2 separate regions of the Homo sapiens genome follow, and region 2 is linked to region 1. The links are chromatin contacts, found by Hi-C or POLR2A ChIA-PET in ENCODE. All regions are on one chromosome and are shown on one strand. The core of a region is the stretch at or near the end of the contact, and the rest is flanking DNA. Distances in the headings are between cores, read along the strand shown. Region 1 overlaps ABTB2 (ankyrin repeat and BTB domain containing 2). Region 2 has its middle 22 kb from the start of ABTB2.

Region 1 (2,700 bases), core at 83-2,582:
AAGATTGCGCCACTACACTATAGCCTGGGCAACAGAGCGAGACTCCGTCTCAAAAATAAAATAAGAAAAAAACATACCAGTTAGGAGATAATGGATTATGAGAACAGATAAACAACAAAACATGACTATTTGCTGTATACAAGAAACTCACTTGGAATACGATATAGGCTAGTTAAAATTAAATGTATGGAAAAACATTACGCAAACGTATCAAAAGAAAGCTGGAGTGGCTCTAATATCAGATAAAGTAGACTTCACAGCAAAGAAGATTACTAAGGATAAAGAGGGACATTGCAATCCTAGTTTTTATATAAAGCATCAAAGAAGATGATATTTCTAGGGGAAAGGAGTGGGAGCAATTCAGGAAGATCCTCTGTGTCCCACCCTAGGAATCCACCCCCCTAGCCACTTGAGGGCCCAGTAGCAGGGGAAACGTGGCCTGGCTCTCACTCTCAGGCCTCAGGCACATTTGGTTATCTTCACTCACCCCAGTTCCTTTCCACTCTCAATTAGCTTTTGAAGGAAAGCAACCCCAAAAGTGACAGGAGTCAGGGACCTTGTTGGAAAAAGTCATCCTCAGCCCAGGATTACATACTCCTTCCTTGGGGGTAAAATGTCAACTCTATAGCATCATCCTATAAGTGGGACTCTATATGCATGTTGTTAAGGATTTAAAATAAAATTCCCGTATTTCCACTCTTCCCCCTCTCCCAGATACGTTTCTCCCAAGAGAAACTTACAGAGAAAAAAACTTTAGAAACCAAATGATCCTGCCTGGGAGAAAGAGTTCTGGATTATGTTTTCTGCTGCTATGACCTTGGCAGAATCTGGTTTAAACAATCCCCCGGCAGCTGCGTGTACATGGTTAGAATGCACTTTGTCTGCTGTCTCACTCCCAGACCCAACTCCTCGCTGGCTGTTTAACATTTCCAACCCTCATTCTGCCTGTACTCTGAAATGTGTCATCTAGCACAGTGTGTGAAAATATTGAGATTAAGGTGGCCTCATCAGCCCTAAGCAACTCTGACTCTGTCCAACTCCAGAATAAAGATTTGGTTTGTGCTTGGACTGGTCCTGCTGTCCAGGCTGGATTGGCAGTCAAAGTCAGACAGATGGAGAGATCACGTGGGTCAGACAGGTTGGAAGGAGGCCCACTCAGTATCCCCCCTTCTGGAAAGACACTGGCTTCAGCATTCAGGCAATCTTCCTTCTTCCCAGGCTTCCAGTTTCAAGAGTGATGAAATCTGTTATCAAGGGAGTACTTGCTTTTTTGACTGTGAGAAATCCTGCAATGACAGTCTCTATCCACAGCATCGGAGTGAGGGACGCAGGCTTTGCAGCTGGAGGGAGCCTGGTGTGAGGCTGGCTTTGATGCTCACTTGCTTGGTGACTTGGGGCAGGCTGCCTAACCTCCCCAAGCCTCTGCTGCTTCCTCTGAAAATTGAGGAGAACAGTATCTGCCCTTCTACTGGTGTGATGAGGATTAAATGAGACAACGTATGCAAAATTCTTAGCACTGTACCTGAGCTAGTAACTGCTGAATAAACAGTTTCTGTTATTACTGCAACAGGATCATTCATTCCTCCAGAGCAGAAACCACCTTTTTGTTCTCCATGATGCCTCTAGAGATGCCGGCCACCGGGCAGGCATTCAAGGAACCCTTATTGGCTCTCAACATTCACACTATCTGGATCTAGTTAGTTGTAGGTACTTCAAAAGGAACATTTTATAACACCCCTCCTTGTCTGGTTTAGTTCTGAAATGGAAAGCAAATTGGCCACTTAGCCATCCAGAATCCTGAAAACACGTGGCCTCTCATATGGTCACACCTTCTATTTGCATCTACAGCTGATTAAAAGCAAAAATCTACGAGATGAACTTTTCAATAATAATTGTCAACACTCAGTTTAGACCAAACAGTTGAACTAAAACTTCAAGTATGTCAAGGTAGCACTGGGTCAGAGATAGACTAGAAGAGAAGTAACATTTAAATTCATCTGGCACAATTTAAGATCCCATTAAGACAGAAATAAACCCAGCCTGCAAGCTATTCAGCACCTAAATGGCTCACTCCTTCAAACCTGTAATCTGAATATTTAAGACACCCTCTAAAGAAGTGCTTCTCTTTCAGAGAGGAAAGGTTTCATTAGAACAAATAAACACTGAAGTCAGTGAATATAACAAATAATTGCTCTAACAGCAGCAACCAAAAGATACTCTCATTAATGGTCTGTTGAAACTCTTCAAATAAAGTTACCCTTGCCCTACTTAATGTGGTGATGTGTTTCTCTAGAAGACTGGTTTTTCCACTCCACTTCCTTCCAGATCCATCTTCCATCCCACTTCCCACTCCACCCCCCTGCCCAGATCACCCAGCATCTTCTCTCCACAGCATCCAATCTTCCTCTTCTATCCACAGCTGACCTACAGTTCTCAGGCCATGAGGGCTCCCAACCTTCCCTCTCAGCATGGGGTGGAGCATGTGGTTATGGACTACAATGACTGGTTCAATGATGGGGCACATGACCTAGGCCAGGCCCATCAGAGCCAACGAGACTCAAGTCCAGAATCTTTGAGCTATCACAAGAAGCCAACTGGTCCCCTTTCCTACTCAGCTTCAAAGCTGAGGCTGCTGCAGCTAGTTTGCAACCACAGGAGAAAGGCTGCCAGATAATGGAGCCAACCCAGGAGCAGAATCCA
Region 2 (2,700 bases), core at 130-2,629, 51 kb after region 1:
AAGCTTCAAAGAACAGGCTGACTCTCTCATTAGGGGCTAATGCAGCTTATGACTTTAAGGTGAAGCCAGTGTTCATTTACCATTCTGAAAATTCCAGGACCCTTAAGAGTTATGCTAACTCTACACTGCCTGTGCTCTAAAAATGGAACAACAAAACTGGATGATAGTACATCTGTTTACAGCATGGTTTACTGAATATTTTAATCCTACTGTTGAGACCTACTTATCACAATAAAATATTTCTTTCAAAATATTACTGCTCATTGACAATGTGCTTAGTCACCCAAGATCTCTCTCTGATGGAGATAGATAAGAAAACTAAAATTGGTTTTTTTTTTTTTTTTTTAGATGGAGTTTTGCTCTTGTTGCCCAGGCTGGAGTGCAATGGTGCAATCTCGGCTCACTGCAACCTCTGCCTCCTGGGTTCAAGTGATTCTCCTGCCTCAGCATCCTGAATAGCTGGGATTACAGTCATGCACCACCATGCCTCACTCATTTCATATTTTTACTAGAGATGGGGTTTCTCCATGTTGATCAGGCTGGTCTCGAACTCCCGACCTCAGGTGATCCACCCACGTTGGCCTCCCAAACTTCTGGGATTACAGGCATGAGCCACTATGCCCAGCCTTAAAGTTGATTTTTGCCTGCTAACACAACATCTATTTTGCAGCCCGTGGATCAAGGAGATGATCATTAGCCTTTTTTTTAGCAATGAGGTATTTTTAAATTAGGATATGTACATTGTTTTTTGGAAATAATGCTGTTGCACACTTTATAGACTACAGTATAATATCAACATATTTTATATGCACTGGGAAGCCAACAAATTTGTGTGACTCACTTTACTGCATATTTACTTTATTGCAGTGGTCTGAAACCCAAACCACAATATCTTTAAGATATGACCCTATTGGTGTCTGTGCATTTGAAGAAACAGTCACCTCTTTCAAACTTTACAGACTGTCTTTGGTAGGGAAAGACCTTTATCTGTGGCTGGCATGAGGAAGTAGCTTGATGGGCTCTGGGTGACTCTGGCAGCTGGGGTTACTCTTGGCAAAGACTGCAGGGCCTTAGCACAATGACTGCTGGGGTCCTCGATGGTGAAGCCTGCCAAGTCCTTTTGCTCTCTTTTTTTCCCAACTGGGGGACTCACAGCAGAAGAAATTCTTCTTCACTGGGCTCTGCTTGTCTGGGGAATGAGGTGAATGCAGGCAAAACGCTTCCTACCGTATTCTATGTGGGTGTTCTCAGTTCTTTTAGATTGCTGCATCTTCTTAATTGTACTCCAGAGCTTTCCTGGGGCTATATTTGTCTATGGAGCTTATGAAATTTTTTTTTTTTTTTTTTTTTTTTTTTTTTTTTTGTGGCAGGACAAGGGCTATGACCTCCTAGATTACTACACTGCTAATGTCACTTAGAACATGCACCTTTGATCAAGTTTAATCTTTAGCAGGTAGGACTGAAACCCAAAGCCACAAAAAGCAACTGAGCTGGGAGATATCTATTACAGCCATTGCCTCTAAATCTGACTATGAGAAAAGCATTTCAAATATCACATGACTTAACTTATTGGAATTTGTGGTAAAGAAATAAGAATGAGCACAAATATTTAGCAACAAAATCAATTGCAGTATTGTTAGTAATTATAAAAAGATATAAACATGTAACTGTCTAACAATGGCAGATTGTTAAAAATAAGTAAATATCCATATAGTGGAATAATATGGAGCCATTTAAAGTGATGCAGAAATATATCTTTTGTCTTGAAATATGTTTATGATAATTAGGTGAAAAAAGCAAATCACAGAAATGTTTTTTGTTTGTTTGTTTTTGAGACGGAGTCTCGCTCTGTCACCCAGGCTCACTGCAACCTCCACCTCCCGAATTCAAATGATTCTCTTGGCTCAGCCTCCCAAGTAGCAGGGAATACAGGCATGCACCACCACATCCAGCTAATTTTTGTATTTTTAGTTGAGATGGGGTTTCACCATGTTGGCTGGCTGGTTTCGAACTCCTGACCTCAAGTGATCTGCCTGCCTCAGCCTCCCAAATTGCTGAGATTACAGGTATGAGCCACTGCTCCCAGCCAACATGTGTGTTTTGATCTAACTTTTGTTTTAAAAAAGTAGAAAACAACTTAATATATGAAAGTGCTAATGGTGACAAGACAGATGGGATTACAGTTTAAAAGTAGCGTTTTTTTCCTGTTTGTCTACATTTTCTGATCTTTCTGAAATGAGCATGTATTGCTTTGTTATAAAAAAATAATAAATTTTGAAAATGAAAGTATAGAGCTTGGACCTATTATGTATTATGGAAATAAATGAATGAACTGCATAGCAATTTCTGCTATCATGACATGGGATAAAAATGTTTTAAAAGCATATTTCCCATTGCATTGTGATTTATCTTTTTACCTATCTGCCTCCCTTTAGCTGAAGATCCTCTAGGTCAAAGACTATTATTATTCATCTTTGCTTCCCTAGCATGTAGTTCACAAATTCAGCTGGTGATGAGTAAATGTTGAGTAATTGAGTAAGCAGCACATAAAAGTGTGTCAGAAGACTTAGATATTAGTCAGGGTATGTGTTGACAATCACATCGTCCATCTGATGTGTTGACAATCCCACCATAAAATACATCATGGTAAAAATCCAGTCCACCAGAGGAAGTCCTCGAGATGCAGCTAAGATGAAAGGT

The links. A loop is a pair of places that touch in the nucleus more often than their neighbours do. ChIA-PET counts read pairs that join two places held with the same protein, here RNA polymerase II (POLR2A). Pooled maps may share reads with other maps.
Region 2: POLR2A ChIA-PET joins it to region 1 with 12 read pairs in BJ. The contact joins two enhancer-like sites. A Hi-C loop is called at or near these places in 4 of 50 pooled maps. POLR2A ChIA-PET finds 5 or more read pairs at or near these places in 2 of 52 experiments (BJ and activated T-cell).

Annotation. Positions count from the first base shown.
Region 1 is chr11:34,327,024-34,329,723 of GRCh38, forward strand. All of the region lies in intron 1 of ABTB2 (ankyrin repeat and BTB domain containing 2), which reads right to left. Among named protein-coding and RNA genes, the nearest start is that of ABTB2, 30 kb to the right of the region's middle. RefSeq lists a silencer at 2,365-2,565. Within about 2 kb of position 1,333, at least 8 of the 41 ENCODE cell types and tissues checked have a DNase peak (open chromatin) inside an H3K27ac peak, as active enhancers do.
Region 2 is chr11:34,378,317-34,381,016 of GRCh38, forward strand. No RefSeq gene overlaps it. Among named protein-coding and RNA genes, the nearest start is that of ABTB2, 22 kb to the left of the region's middle. Within about 2 kb of position 1,380, at least 3 of the 41 ENCODE cell types and tissues checked have a DNase peak (open chromatin) inside an H3K27ac peak, as active enhancers do.